2 separate regions of the Homo sapiens genome follow, and region 1 is linked to region 2. The links are chromatin loops, found by intact Hi-C in ENCODE. Cell type or tissue: Caco-2. All regions are shown on one strand. Each heading gives the region's core, and the rest is flanking DNA. Links, peaks and the distances in the headings are about the cores only.

The links. Hi-C counts contacts between places; a loop is a spot of excess contacts. Peaks named below come from ENCODE experiments on the same cell type or tissue, not always from the same donor. Only the 100,000 strongest peaks of a DNase experiment are listed, where the experiment ranks them.
Region 1: it touches region 2 in a loop (5-fold over the local background); 2 of 110 quality-filtered maps call a loop at or near these places.

Annotation. Positions count from the first base shown.
Region 1 is chr3:166,337,804-166,346,315 of GRCh38, forward strand. No RefSeq gene overlaps it. Among named protein-coding and RNA genes, the nearest start is that of BCHE, 500 kb to the left of the region's middle. In Caco-2, for the core only: no CTCF peak of the experiment used is centred there; a DNase peak (open chromatin) is centred at 5,068.
Region 2 is chr3:166,281,121-166,289,632 of GRCh38, forward strand. No RefSeq gene overlaps it. Among named protein-coding and RNA genes, the nearest start is that of BCHE, 450 kb to the left of the region's middle. In Caco-2, for the core only: no CTCF peak of the experiment used is centred there; no DNase peak of the experiment used is centred there.

The DNA of each region.
Region 1 (8,512 bases), core at 324-8,323, 57 kb after region 2:
CAAAGCTGAAATTTACTAAATAGCAGTTCCAAATGACTTGTCTACCAATCTAAACATTCCTTTTTTTCATCTTCAGAATTTCATATTCTATCCCTTCTTTAAAAACTCACTTTAAATTAAAAGTACCTCTAACAATTTTATAAAATTATTTAAACATACAGTGTCATCTATATTCAAAACATCTCTCTGAATGATTATGCTACATAAAATACACATGGTGTATTCACTTATGCCATTTAGCATTTTTAAGATAAGAACAACAAACTTAAAAAGGTCAAATACACAAGAATGTATGAGATTGCAAAAGGTAAAGCTGAAATTTATACAAGTCTTATGATGCCAAATATAATTTTTACATTTCATCATAATTCTCTTCTATAAAAAATACAGTATTCTGGCCCAGCGCAGTGGCTCACGCCTGTAATCTCAGCACTTTGGGAGGCTGAGGCGGGCGGATCACAAGGTCAGGAGATCGAGATCATCCTGGCTAACAAGGTGAAACCCCATCGCTACTAAAAATACAAAAAATTAGCCAGGCGTGGTGGCAGGTGCCTGTAGTCCCAGCTACTTGGGAGGCTGAGGCAGGAGAATGGCTTGAACCCAGGAGGTGGAGCTTGCAGTGAGCTGAGATCGCGCCACTGCACTCCAGCCTGGGTGACAGAGTGAAACTCGGTCTCGAAAAAAGAAAAAAAAGAAAAACAATATTCTGAATGTAGATAACTTTCTGAGCAAGGTGTTTCTATTAAATAAGCCAAATCAACAACTGATATTGCAGTTGTTACATGTAATGTTCTTGTTTCTGGGCTCTCATGAAATGTTATAAATGTTCAGAAACATAAATGATAAGATATTTTAGAGCTCAATTTTTACATAATTTAAACGTAACTTAGTTCAAACTATTTGTTTTATGCATGAGGAAGCTAAGCCTCTCCTGCCCCCAGAAAAATACAAGCTCTCAGTCAGTGCCACACACCTATTGGGTGGCTAAGAGGAGACGAGTATCAATTTTTGTTCTAAATGTTTTTTGCTATGCAGTCTTCAAGTAATCATCTATCTATAAGAATGGAGAATGGCCTACATTATTAACTCCCTGGCTAGACAGTGTCTCATAAACATACTAGGATCAATGAATCAAAACCTCTAGTGTGAGATCTTTGCATCATTGCTTGTATAAAATTGAACATAAAATGTAGCTTGTGTTGAGAAGTAATGATTTTAAACCTGCAATCATTAAATATTAACACTTGACAGACCACATATTTGACAGCGATCTTATAAAACTTTTATCATATTGTAACTTTTCTATGTTCATATACACAAGAACTATTGTATTAGAGTTGCTTACAGTACTCAGAATAGTAACATTCTCTGCAGGTTTGTAGCCTAGGAGCAATAGGTTTTACCTTATAGCCTAGGTGTTTAGTAGACTGTACATTTTAGGTTTATGTAAGTATACTTTATGATAGTTGTGCAATGACAAAGTTGCTTACCAACATATCTTTGTCAATAAGAGGCATGACTATCTAGTTTCCAAATATAGTCTTGAGCACTTAAACTGCCCTTTATTAACTCAGCTGGATCCCTGTTTCCTACTCTTTCAAAAATCCCATTTTCTAGTGTTCCTCTATTCTTTGTGCGTGTGTATGCACAAACACATGCATTTTTCATCACTTCTACGTTAAAGAGAGAATAGTTTACCTTACTTCTATTCTATATCTATAAAAAAGAGAGGGAAAATTCTACTTTAAGCATTTGCATGAATGCCTTAGTATATGAGGAATGTGTATGTCTGTGGACCATTTGAAAATGAAATAGAAAACTGTTCGAATTTAAAAATCTTGTAGCTTGTTTCTTCTAAAATTTTACCTTTATACTATCAGATTTGTGTACTTCACTAAAAATTGCTGAATAAAAAGAATATGGTATTTTATTCTCATATGTTTGCCCTACTTTCTTTTCTCCACCATTTTCTTTAAGGTAGGGAATTATTAAGCAATAAGTTTAAAATTTGAAATTACAGTTACATTTTAATGCATCATTTGGTCTTCATCAGTAAAAGTTGGTTTCTTTTTTCTGTAGGACTGTGAATGACAAATGATTAACCAAATAGTTTTTTAAATGCAGACTGTCCCATGATACACATATTAATTAAATGAATAATAATAAAAAAGTAAAAAAATTCATTTTGGGTAAATAATATTGTTAATATACAAATGAGCCCATAGGTCTGAGTAAATGTGATATATGTATGTTATTAATAGTAAAGAACATTTATCCTGATATGGTATGTGATCAGTACCTCAATATATTAAGCACGTAAGTGTATATATATAATCAGGTATTTATATTATATACAAGTTTCAATAATGTCTTCATATGAGCAATTTTATGAGGTCATCATTAAAATTCTGGATATACATATATTCTTAAAAAAATAGAAAATCCAAGAAGTGAATCAAAATTGCTTTATGAGAAAGCTATAAAATTAGCTGTGTATTTGGATAGCTGCCTTATTCTCCTTGAATAGCAAAGAGAACTTGCTCTCCTAGAGTAAATATTTTTAAATGTTCTATATTGTACTAATTTACAAATGAAAAGTAAACTAAAATGTCAGAAATGTTTTCAAGTTTGTGAGTATGATTATATATTATTTTGTAAAATTGAAATAAATAAAGGGACTTTCAAAGCTTGGTTTTATCATTCAGATTTGAGTTTCTGTGTAACATTTTCTGAGGAAAAGAAAATAAATATTTATAGTCTATAAAAATATGTCTACAATGCTTATGAAATATTTATAATAAATGTAATTTATAATCTGAATTCCTTTTATCATTAGTATATAAAGATGAAAAAAATATCAACTCAGTGGGTTGGAAATATTGATAAAATATAAAGTCTGTCTTCATTTACCACAGGCTTCTCTTTTCCAACCTTTCTTTGACAAGATATGTCACCTTGACAAGCCAGTTACCATAAATGACTTACAACTCCCTGAACCCTGTATTTAATATAGTCAGGACCCCACACTTCAAATTGTCATACACCATTATTATGTTTCAGGATGTCAGTCTGTTATCTGAAGGATAGTTCCTCCCCATGTGTAAATTCTTCTGGTATTTGTCTTTTGGTGTCAGCATCAAAAGATGTGATCTTTGATCACTAATCTAATACTTTATGGAGCTGTAAACAGACAATAAAGCAAGAATTTTGTTATGATTGATAGATTGTTTTGTGAATTTGGGATTAAGGCAATGACTTCAGTGATTGCTCATGTCTTACATCATTTAGGTTCAAACAGAAACTTTCATGCTTGCAGAATGTAAACAAAAACACTTTAAAAAATCTTTTTATGTCATGCAGTTTTTAAATGTAATTGTTAATGCAGTTATTCTCCAAATGCAGATTAAAATTTGAGTCTTTTTTACATCTGTGTGTGATAAACAGTACAATTTCAAATGATACACATATATAAAGAATGGTCAGGACGGTATGAATGAAGATGGCAGAATAGAAGGCTCCATCAATTATCCCCACAAGGATAACAGTTTAACAACTATCTTCAGACAAAAAGCACATTTATAAGAATCAAAAATCAGATGAGCCCTCATGGCACCTGGTTGTAATTTCATATAGCTGAAAGAGGGCACTGAAGAGGTAGGAAAAACAGTCTTGAATGGCAAATGCCACCCCTCTTATATTCCCCAGCAGCAGCTGAGTGGTGCAGGGAGTGTTCCTGTGCTCTGGGGAGAGTGAGGGAACAGCAACTGTGAGGCACTACCTCAGTGCTGCCCTGTTATAGCAGAAAGAAAAACTGGAACAAATTCAGCTGATGCCTGCCCACAGAGGTAACATTTAAAACAGGCTTAGCCAGAGGGAAATCCTCAATCCCAGCAGTCAGACTTGAGTTCCTGCAAGCCTTGCTATTGTGGGCTAAAGAGCTCTGAGGAACCAAATAAACTTGAAAGACAACTAGGACAAAAAGACTGCAAATCCTAGAATCCTGGTGCTGAACTGGGCCCTGAGTCAGGGGAATGGGGGAAAATGTGATTTGCTAGAACACCATCCTTGGCAGCTAAAGCAGTGCTGGCATCACTCCTTCCCTAACCCCAGACTGCACAGCTCAGCACTCCAAAAGAGTTTCCTTCCTTCCATTTGAGGACAGGAGAAAGAAGAGTGGGGAGGACTTTGTCTTACATCTTGTATACTAGCTCACCTATAACAGAATAGGGTACTGGTCAGAGTAGGTAGACCCTCTTTTCAGGCCCTTTCTCTGGGATAACATTTATAGACACATTGTGGACCAGAAGAGAACCTTCTGCTTTAAAGGAAAGAACCCAGTCCTGACAACCTTCATCACCTACTAACTAAAAAAACCCTACCCTGGAGAAACTAGCAGTGACACCCATGTACTATGTTGAAGGCCTTAGGTCAGACTCAGACTTATTGGCTTCAGGTGAGAATCAGCACATTTTTTGCTGTGGTAGTTATGTGGAGAGATTCATTCTGCTTTAGAAAAGTGGGAGGAAAAGTAAAAGGGACTTTGCCTTACACTTTAGGTACCAAGTTGGCCACAGTGGGGTAGAGAACCAAGTAAGTTCTTGGGGTCATTGATTCCAGGAATTGACTCTTGAATGGCATTTCTGGACCTGCCCTGAGTCAGAGGGGAGTTCGCTGTCCTGAAGGGAGAGTCCCAGGCCAGTCAGCTTTCACCACAGGTTGACTGAAGTGTCCCTGGGATTAAAGGGAACATCAGTGATAGTCTGGCAGTACTTCCCATGGGTCTGTGGTGATGGTTGCCACAGGGTGGGTCTCCTCTGCCTTTGTAAAGAGGAAGAAAAAGTGAAAAGGACTGCATCTTGTGGTTTGAGTACCAGCTGAGCTGCAGTACATTAGAACACCAGGTAGACTTCTAAGGTTTTTAACTAATCCCTGGTCCCCTGATGGCAGCTCTTGACCCACTCAGGGCCTGAGAGAGCTCATTGCCCCAAAAGGAAGAACAAAGGTCTGGCTGGCTTTATCACCTAATTAATGAGTATAGAACTCTAGGGCCTTGAGCAAACACAGGTGAAAGCCAGGGAGTGGTTACAGCAGGTATTTGGTGAGACCCACTGCTGTGCTAACATCATGGTAAACCCAGGGCAGTCATAGCGATGTTGGCCACTGGAATGCTCCAGATGGCTCAGAGCAGAGAGAGAGAGATTCTCTATTGATTTGGAACAAAGTAAGGGAAGAGAACAAGAGACTCCGCCTGGTGATCCAGATCTTGTTCAAAACCTTCAAGGCAGTACCCCAAGTTTGCAAGAAGCCTTCCCAAGAAGACAGGTACAAATAAGCCCAGACTCTGAAGTCCACAACAAATATCTAACTTTTCAATGCCCAGACACAGAAAAATGTCCACAATAGCAAGATCATTTAGGAATACATGAACTCACTAAATGAAATCAATAAGGCAAGAGGGACCAATTCTGTAGAAAAAGAGATATGTGATCTTTTCGACACAGAATTCAAAATAGCTGTGTTGAGGAAACTAAAATAAATTCAACATAATAAAGAGAAAGAATTCAGTATTCTACCAGATAAATTTAACAAAGAGATTTAAGTAATTAAAAAGAATCAAGCCGAAATTTTGGAACTGAAAAATGCAATTGACATCTTGAGGAATGAAGCAGAGTCCTTTAATAGCAGAATTGATAAAGCAGAAGAAAGGATTAGTGAGCTTGAAGACAGGCTATTTGAACATGCAGTTAGAGGAGACAAAAGAAAAAGAATAAAAAATAGTCCAGGCACAGTGGCTCAAGCCTGTAATCCCAGCACTTTGGGAGGCTAAGGCAGGTGGATCACTAAGTCAGGAGATCGAGACCATCCTGGCTAACACGGTGAAACCCTCTCTCTACTAAAAATACAAAAAAATTAGCTGGCCATGGTGGGGGGCACCTGTAGTCCCAGCTATTCAGGAGGCTGAGGCAGGAGAATAGCGTGAACCCGGGGTACGGAGCTTGCAGTGAGCCAAGATCACACCACTGCACTCCAGCCTGGGCAACAGAGCAAGACTCTGTCTCAAAAAAAAAAAAAAATGAAACTTATCTATAGGATCTAGAAAATAGATTCAAATGGCAAATCTAAGAGTCATTGGCCTTGAAGAGGAGACAGAGAAAAAGACAGGGGTAGAAAGTTTACTCAAAGGGTAATAACAGACAACTTGCCAAACCTAGAGAAAAATATCAATATCCTAATAAAAAAGGTTATAGAACACCAAGCAGATTTAATCCAAAGACTACCTCAAGGCTTTTAATAATCAAATTCCCAAAGGTCAAGGATAAAGAAAGGACCCTAAAAGCAGCAGGAGAAAAGAAACAAATAATATAAAATAGAGCTCCAATACATCTTTCAGCAGACTTTTTAGTGAAAATCTTACAGGCCAGGATAGAGTGGCATGATGTATTACAGTGCTAAAGGAAATAAGCTTTTACCCTAGAATGGAATATCTGAGAAAAATATCCTTCAACCACAAAGGAAAATGAAGATTTTCCAAGACAAATGAAAGCTGAGGAATTTCATCCACACCACAGCTGTCCAATTAGAAATGCTAAGGATAGTACTTCAGTCAGAAATAAAAGGATGTCAAAGAGCAAGAAGATGTAATCTGAAGGTAGAAAACTCACTGGTAATAGCAAGTAGACAGAATAACAGAAAATGTTACAATACTGTAACTATTGTGTTTAATTACTATTATCTTAAGAAGAAATTCTAAACAATAAGCAAATTTAAAAAACTTTTAAAGACATAGCAATTAAGATATAAATAGAGGGAGCAAACATTTAACAAGTGGGAAAATGAAGTTAAGGTGTAGAGCTTTTATTTATTTTTTTGGCTGGTTGTTTGTGCAAACAGTGCTTTATCAGCTTAAAGTCATAGTTTACAGGATAGAATTTTCAAGCCTCATAGAAAGTTCCAGCAAAACACATACAAGGAGACACAAAAAGCATATAAAAAGAAACTACATTGTATCACCAGAGAAAATAACTGTCCCTAAAATGAAGGCAAGAAAGGAAAGGAAAGAAAGGAAGGAAGGAAGGAAGGAAGGAAAGAAGGAAGGAAGGAAGGAAGGAAGGAAGGAAGGAAGGAAGGAAGGAAGGAAGGAAGGAAGGGAAAGAAAAGAGAAAGAAAGAAAGAGACAGAGAGAGAAAAAAAAAAATAAAGGCAGGCTGGCCAAAAACCAAGCAGAAAAAAATAACAAAATGGCAAAAGTAAGTCCTTATTTATCAATAATAACATTGAATATAAATGAACTAAACACTTCAATAAAAATACATAGACTTGCTGTCTAGATAAGAAAAATAACATCCAAGGTTCTGTGGTTAAGAAACAGTCTTCCCATGTAAAGACATATATAGACTGAAAATAAAGGGATAGACAAAGGTGTTTCATGCCAGTTGAAATTAAAACAGAACAGGAGTCACCATACTTATATTAGACAAAATAGATTTTAAGATAAAAGCTATAAGAAAAAACAGAAAAGGCCACTATATGATGCAAAAGGAGTCAATTCTGCAAGAGAATATAATAATGTTTAATATATATTCAACCAACATGTGAGCATCCAGATATATAAAGCAAATATTGTTAGAGCTAAAGAGAGTGATTGACCCTAATACAACAACACCTAGAGACTTTAACATCCCATTTTCAGTATTGAACAGACCTTCCAGGCAGAAAATCAACAAACATTGGACTTAATCTGCACTATCAATCAAAGGAACCTAATAGATATTTACAGAACATTTCACCCAATGGCCGCACAATACACATTCTTGTCCTCAGCCCATGGATCATTCTCAAGAATAGACCATATGTTATGTCACAAAACAAACCTTAAAACAATAAAAAAAAACAAGATAATAAGCATCTTCTCTGAACAGAATGGAATAAGACTAGTAATCAACAAGAGGAATTTTTTAAAATATACAAACACATGGAAAATAAACAATTTGCTCTAAAATAGCCAGCAGGTCAATAAAGAAATTAATCAGAAAATTGAAAAATTTCTTGAAACCCAGGGTAAAGGAAACACAGCATATCAAAACCTATGAAACACAGCAAAAGCAGCACTAAAAGGAAAGTTTATAGTGATAAAAAAATTAAAACTACATAAAAATAGAAGAAAACCTTTGAATCAACAACTTAACCACGCATCTTGAAGAACTAGACAAGCAAGAGCAAAGGCAACCTACAATTAGTAGAATACAACAAAAATAAAGAACAGAGGAACAGAAATAAATGAAATTGAAATGAAGAAAACAATACAAAATATCAATATAACAGAAAGTTGTTTTTTTGCAAAGTTGAACAAAGTTGACAAACCTTTAGCCAAACTAAGGAAAATAGAAAGAAGATCAAGATAAAAAAATCTAGAGACAAAAATGAGACAGTACAACAGATACTGCAGAAACTCAAAGGATTATTAGTGAATACCTTGAGTAACTACATGCCAGATAAATGGAAAATCTAGAAG
Region 2 (8,512 bases), core at 83-8,082:
AGTTATTCATTAATTCTGATACGTTAAATTTATTTTGAAAATATTTTGAATTCTAGTCACATTTTCTAAAGTGTTAAATTCTAAACCAGTACTACATTAATATAAAGCTTAATGGTAAGTTATATTCAGTAATACATATTTTTAGTGTTTCAAATACATAAAAAACCAGAATATATGCCTAATTCAAAATAACACTAAAGTATATAGAGTTAATTAGATGAGAGAAGGCAGAGAATAAACTATTGCTAACAGATATAGTAGGAAAGAAGAACAACCTTTTACTTATTTTTTCTGTAGCATTTTTAGTAATTCAGAAAAGCTGCAACCATAAAATATCCAATAGGCAGTAAGACACAGTGTTATAGTTCTTTTGCCCTCAGAGATGAAATTATAATGAGAAATCACACTTTTAGGACTTTGCAGAATCATGGTGACCTGAAGTGTAGGACTATATAATTCCTAAATCTTCTTGCTAAAACCTTTTTAAGAGTCTAATCCTCGAGAGGTAAGTAGTCAGGGTTTTCTATAAATAAATGCATTGCTATCAATGAACTCAAAACCAATCACAGACTCTAAGTGGTGAGAAGAGCTGAATTTTGTTCTAGAGTTATGATGAAGTTTATAAGCCATTGTTACAATTTTGTCTCTGCTTCATTCTTATTATGATATACATTAGATCTTGGTGTTAAAAGTTATTGTGTATACAGCAGAAAAAAATGTCTAATGTCTAGAAGACATTTTCAGCTCATTTCATACTGTGGATAGAGATTTTCTTTAAATTCCATAATCTGATTTCTGAGCCAAAAAGAGATCAATATATTCAGGTTATAAATAGAAAATGACCACCTCAACCTTTTACTTACTCTCTGATCTAAAGCTTAAGAAAACATTTTGTAAATCATGTCCCTTCCACACTTTTTCACACTTTATAATATCAACCTTTTATAACTCAACAGAGTATCTTTACTGGTGTTTATAGCCCCTTAATAATTAGGACATCAGGATAGATTGGTTTACCTTTATAAGACTTTCTGGGGCTTTTTAGGGTCATGTGGAAATATTACATTTTTTTAAGGCAGAAGCTGAATAACTGCCATGGCAATGACAGTGATGTAGATAATTCTGTTCTCTGAACTATGCCTCAGAGTCTCTGTATAGATTTAGGACATAACATTTTCATGGGTGATGGGGACAGAGGTCATGGAGAAGGGGAATTATGATTCAATTTAGTCTCCACTGGTCCCCATTGGTATAAAACTTCAACCAAACAATTTAATCACAATAACTGGATTTTTCTGGTTTTCACTGAATTCAAGTTGGCTAGTATAGCTTTGACACATTAATAGCTGCAATCCAAAGATGTTCAAAGATTACCAGACATTTAAGTTTTCTGGATGGATCTGAGGAGGAAAGAAGACTTTACTATGTATTGAGGACCTGGAAATACATATTATGATTCACATATACTAATATTTTCTTGCATCTGGAAGAAAAGAAAACTGACATATTTTAGTATTTTAAAATCTCCTCACTTCTGTTTATTTTTAAAAAGTAAAATAGCAGTTTCTTAAATAAGAACTTAACTTTGTCAAAGAGGAATCTCGAAATGTTTTTTACAATAAAAAATATAAACAGGGAAGAAACACACACTATGTTACAAAACGTCACTAAATATTGTGAGATGTTACGTTTAATTCCAAAACATCTAATGCTGGTTTTGATGTCCCTTTCTGATTAAAATGACTTGCCTAAGGGACTTGTTTTATTGTTAGTGAACGTATGCTTTTTTCACAATTTTCTTCACAAAACACTATCTATTAGGTACCTATTATGTTCTAGGCATTATGTTCACCATTTGAGGAATAAAGACAAAAAGACATGGTTGTATTATTTAGAAGCTCCACATGTAATGAAGGAGGAATGTGTATGCAGAGCGCTTCGATGTACTTGGATGAGTATTCCAAACAAGTGAACACAGTGAATAAAAAATAAAAAGTAACTTATTTTGCTTGAGGCCCAGAGAGATAAAGTGGGGGGTTGGGCCTGGGAACAATTTTCAGTTGTAACTTGTTGGAGCATAGAAAGGGGAAGAAAATACCAGGGAAAAAGAAGAGTGTGTTTATCAGAGTCCAATCAGGACAGGAGACCACATTAATCTGAACAAGAGAAATATGCAAAACTGTCAACTATTAAGTGTGACAAAAAGATAAAAAAGATAATCCAAAATTATAATGAAATAGTAAATGCAGAAAGCATCTATTGCCTCTAGGGCTGAGAGAGAGTGACCAAAGAAGAACCAAATTGAAAAAGCACACTTTTCAACTTTTCTTAGTTCATTTTCATTTGTTGTCTTCTCTCTAGCAGGTTGAACCAGAAAATAAAGACCCTACAAGAGGAACAGAAGCTTCTTTAATGATTAAACTTACCAAACTTGAAGATCTTGAAACGAAAGACTGTACTATCTAAAGATTTTTAAAGTACCCAAGTAGAATAATTAGCAAATCATTACTGAAAGATAACTCACTGACATTTTCTGACATTTAATTAGGTTTAAGATCTGAAATAATGGGATGTGCTATATTGACAATGAAAAAATAGATTTCAAAAGGTTGCATACTTCAGTGTAATTTATTTTAGTGTCTGAAAAACTGGTTTTATCAAAAAATAGTTTGTCTTTTAAAAATGGCCCGTGCTAGCAATTAAAATGAAAATAAAATCCACTCGGTTTACTTACATGTGAAACATATTGAGCAGATCTGCATTAGAAATTGAAAGACTTTCAAATCTGCCTTAAATGTGTTGCACTCTTGATACCATTTTCTGTACTGGCTCATTGGAAAATATCTTACATAGGTTGGGATTGTGGTTAATTAAAACAGGAAAAAAGAAAAAACAACTGCGCTTCCGTCATTGTCTTGAGTTTCCAAACAGTTTCTGACTCATTTCATTGGCAGAGCTGCTGCAGCATAGCACTGCAAGTTTCCATGGCCACATGCAGAATAGTTTTCAAAGATCGCCCAAGCCAGAGGAAACCAGGGCAGCTTATTATAGCTCATATGTTGAATGGTTAAAAAGCCGTATCAAAGCAAAACATATTTCTATTAAAGACCTGCTTTTTTTTTTCCCACCTTAAGGATTTTTACATTTCGTCATAATTATTTTTAATGGACACATAATTATATATAATTTATGAGGTACAGTATAATATTTTGATACATGTATACACTATAATAATGAAATAAAGGTGATTAGCATATTCATCACCTCAAACGTTTATAATTTCTTTTGTTGGGAACACTCAAAATCCTCTCTTCTAGATATTTGAAAATATACAATAAATTGTTACTTATTGTCACCCTACAGTGCTGTAGAACACTAGGATCTATTCCTTCTATCATTTTATATTCATTTACCAACCTTTTCCTATCCTCTCTCAAATACCCCTCCCAGCCTGGAATACTATTTTACCATGAAAAATAATGAAATCCTATCATCAGCAACATGGATGAGCCTGGAGGACATAATCTTAAATACAATAAGCCAGGCACAGAGGAATAAACACTGCACATTCTCACTCAAAGATAGAAACCAAAAAAGTTGATCTTATAGAAGCAGACCCATTTTTGAAAATTTTAAATTTTAAATTGTTTCTTTTGACTTAATTTACAGTGGCTCCTATATAAAATGAAGATGTTAGGGGAAGAAGGTGATAATGGCTTGTTATATTTCAGTGAATTCTTCAGTTTTCTAGTGCATTGCCTTTTCAAGGTGTCTGGGTAATGTATTCTTGGTATAGTTAGCATTAATAGAAAAAAGGAATAAATAAAGTTTACCACCATGATAAGTAATATCTGAAAGTAAACAGAGAAGAGTTATGGAGTCTGGTTGAAGGGAAACAAGATTGAAATTTGAGAAGCAGAGATATTTTGAAGGTAAAATATAGTTAACTGAGAATTTCTGCTCAAGTGATCAATGCAAAAAAAAATCTAGTAAACACAAGAATCAGTGTGGAAATACCTGGAAACCACTGTGCAGAGGCCTCAAGAAACACACCACTGATAAGACATTACACAAGGTTTATTGAGTCATCTAGTAGAGTACACATAACTTCCTCCCCCACCCCAATTTGTATTATTCCACGGCTTAGGTCAGGCATATATGATCAGCCTTTGTCATAGCCTATGTAAAATGTCAAGTAGGGAATGTCTCTGTCCCTGTATCACTCAGTAATGGCATCAGAGGGAAGACAACATCCATAAAACTACAAAGTGGGAAACGCTCTGGTCAGAGAAGTAGGCATATTACGAAGGGGAACCTCTGAGTTTAGTGTCTTGTGTCAGCCTGTTCTTTTGTTAACCTAACATAGACCTGCTATGCTGGCTATCTTCTGAGCTACTAAAGTAGGGAGAAAAATGAGTTTCTGAACTGTCAATGATTTTCTTTATAAATGCTACTGTACTCTTCGTTCATTCCCTTGCCATGTGTATATTACATCACTGATTATTTTCATCATTGTTAATTTCTGTCTTAGATTAGTTTATCTCAGAATCAGCATCAGGTTTCTCTATCTCATATATATATATATATATATATATATATATATACACACACACACACACACACATACACATACATATATACACATACATATACATACATATATATGAATATATATATATATATATACTCCTCAAATTTCGTTTTACCATGTGTAGAATTTCTATATGTGTGTGCAATGCTCAGTGGTAGGCCCTGCCTCCTGTTATATAATTTTCTTACTTTATTCTTTTCCATAGAGAAGATGTATTAATTCCTATCTTTTGAGAAGCTAGAAAGACCCTGCTGTGGTTTTAATTTTTCTTGAAATCAAATGGTGGTGACAGGTAACTTGATTTTACAGAATCGTTCTGTCTCCAAGATCTTCTCAGTAGCATTAAAAGAAATAGCACTTAGAAATTTGTATGGCCAATCCTTCACATGTATTTGTAAGTAGTATATATTTTTGATTTATCCTTGAACAAAATGTTAACCTGTTCTCAGCATTCTTATCTAATTCCTTAAATCAATATCTTTTTCAATTTCACATCAGTTAGGAGCCCAGTGTCACCCTGATGTAGCACTACTATTCATTGTCTATTTAGTGCATTTCATAACGTAGGCACGTGCAAAGTCACGGGCATGTGATTACAGGCTAGGATATCTCTGTTTCAAACTTTACTACAGCTCTTATAAGCTTATGTGAATCGACAGTAAGTTAGTTAACAACTGTGAACCTCAGTTTTCTTACCAAACTGTGTTTCGGTTTTTCAGTTTTCCTGTTTCTTAAATTGAAATAATTAGTTATTTTGAGGAGCATATTAAATACTTCATGTAGATTTTTAAAATTTATTTATTTATTTATTTATTTTTATTTTTTTATTTTGAGACGGAGTCTGGATCTGTTACCCAGGCTGGAGTGCAGTGGTATGATCTCCGCTCACTGCAACCTCTGCCTCCCAGGTTCAAGTGATTCTCCTGCCTCAGCTTCCAGAGTATCTGGGATTACAGGCTCCCGCCACCACATCCAGCTAATTTTTGTGTTTTTAGTAGAGACGGGGTTTCGCCATGTTGGCCAGGCTGATCTCAAACTCCTGTCCTCCAGTGATCCACCCACCTTGGCCTCCCAAAGTGCTGGAATTACAGGTGTGAGCCACCACACCCAGCCCACAGTAGGTTTTGTTGATAGTCTGCCCCTATTTCCTTGTGCCACCCCTCGGTTCGTCTAAAGCTGCAGCAGACATTTTCTGTACATGTATCACTCTATGTCTGTGCCTGATGGTTTTTCCTTGCCTAATATCACAGGAGAATGCTCAGCTTATGGGGAAGGTATTCTGGAAAATAAAAGTATTTGATTGGATAGATAGTTCACATTTTCTGTTTGTTAGGGTGTAAATATTAAAGCATGGTTTATATAGTTCCCTAGAGAATTTCCAATAAAATGAATCCTAATTTCTCATATCAGTAGCGTGCTTGTTAATGCACCCCTTATTATATTTTCCTCTTTCCTTGCCTTAATTGCCCACTGTTTTAGTTATATTACCTATTTTTACTTAACTCTGTGTCTTAGGGTCTACTTTGGTCAGAATCCAAACTAAAACATACTTTGTGAAAAGTGCATACGCTAGGGCCTGGCCCTGGCATTCTTCACCACGGTCAGTTTCCCAACTTACTTAGCTCTCCTTTGACATTATCAGTGTTTATCTGCTCTGTGTTCTATTTCTGGACCTCTAGAAGTGACTGTCTACTAATCCTCCTTCCCAAAAAAATTACGCTAAATTGCTGTTTTCTTAATATTTTTACATCTTTTCTCTGGGATATTTTTGCTTAAATAGATAATCATGAAATGAAAAGCCATAGGCCAAAAAAAAAAAAAAAATGAATCCCTATGATATTTTAGATACTTTGTGGCTAGTCAGTTGGGGAAATAGTCTTAAATATGAATTCTTTCAAAATGTCTCTAAATAATCACAGGTAGGTAATGAACTATCCTAATTAACTTTATTTACATCAGTATGTCTTAAAATAAATGAGTCATTAATAGCATAATGACATGGTGCCAACAATTCCAAATAAGTTTTATGTGATTCTCACATTGTATTTTGTATTTTCTTAAAGCATTTTGCACTAAAATGAAAGAGAATGAATTTTTGAATTTGCTTTACTCTTAGCAGATATGTATTTTACATGGTGCAACTTCACTTTCATAATTGGAATAAATCAAACTTCATGGTAATGAAAATATATCTTGAACTTGACATAATCCTCCAAGCATCATTTCAATTTATTATGGATGCTTAAGACAAATGTAATTATCATTATTTTTATGTAAAAAATTATCAAAAAGGTTTGAGATTTCTCTTTCCTTTTGCATGGATTGGCAATTATAAGTAGTTAATTATAAGAAATATTTGGATAGATTTCCTTCAAAAAACTGTATGCAAATAAATAAAATGACATTTAAAAATATTATTACAGTCTTATAGTGCATAGTTCTTTAGATCCATTAGTCTGTAAGCATCAGCAGTTAGCACTCCTGATACTTTGGACTAGATAATTATTTGTTGTGGGAGGTTGTGCTGTGCATTGTAGGATGTTTGGCAGCATCCTTAGTCTCTACCTACTGGATGCCAGTAGCACCTCCTCACCAGTGATGACAGTCAAAAATATCTCCAAACATTTGCAAAATATTCCTTGAGGGATAAAATTATTTTGGATTGAGAGCCACTGATGTATGTGTATATATATGTATGCATGTATGTATGTATGAACATATAAGTGTATATATATTCATCTGTGAGTGGTTAGCATAGGTCCCTGAACATGTTTACTACATGCTTAAGGAGGAAGGGAAGAAAAGATTTACTAAAATTTACTATGATGCATGTTTCTGTTTTTACATTTAAATATTCAAATTCAATAATTGACAAGCATGTAATCCAGGCAATCTCTCAACAAAATAAAAATAGGCAGCAATGACTATATACACAGCCAGAGGTACTTGATCATGAACATTTTTTACTTAAGATTTACAGCTATTTGTTGCCCTGACATCAATCTTTTCTTGTATCCCAGTCTAGTTGATCAAATGAAGGTCCTGCCCATCCTGGGCCTGGAATCTGCATCATCTATCAGAACCCTGAGTGCTTGAGGCTATCTTTTGTTTTCTAAATCTCACATCTTTTAGGGAAACAATTATTTCTCTATCTTTGGCTAGTTCCCTCACACTCTGCTGCCATGGCCAGCCATCAAAATATAAATTCCAATGCAACTTTCTGTTTCTAGTTGACTCTTTTAGTTAAAAATAATTCATTACATGATGTTATCAACTCATGGTAATTAAGTTACATGATGAAGATCCGTGAAGGCAATATTTTTTTCAAAACCATTTAAATGGGTTAACAATACTGTTAGTATCAATCTAAACAGTAGGTATATGAAGCAAATAGCAGAAACTAAATTCCTTTAGTGACTCAAAAATTCCATATTTATTCCCCAATACAGTCATGGGAAGTCAAGTATCCTCTCTCTGGGAATGATGCATCTGGTAGAGAATGCAATAAAAAGGATTTGTTGAAGACTTCAGCTTGTCAGCTACTGCACTCCCAACTTGTCATTGTTCAAGTAGAAAGTCAAAGAGAAGTCTCAAGATATCACTTCATCAAGATAGATGAACACCACAATAATGAGAAGTATGAGAAGATGTTTAAAGCTACTTATGGAGTGTCTCCTCTGTTCCCATTACTAGAAGCAGGGCTCATTGGAAACAGGATTTTTGTTTGCTTTTACAATCACTTTTTTATAAATTTCTTTTACCTACTTATTAGATGTGTAGATCTACTGCCTTTGTATTATCTTTTTTAGTTACATAAAGTTTAATCATAATCATCCTAGCAAAATAAGTTAGGGGAGGTGGAAGCTGCTGTCCAGTACAAGAGTTTTGGTTCTGCTCATTTAGCACAGTACACGATATCAT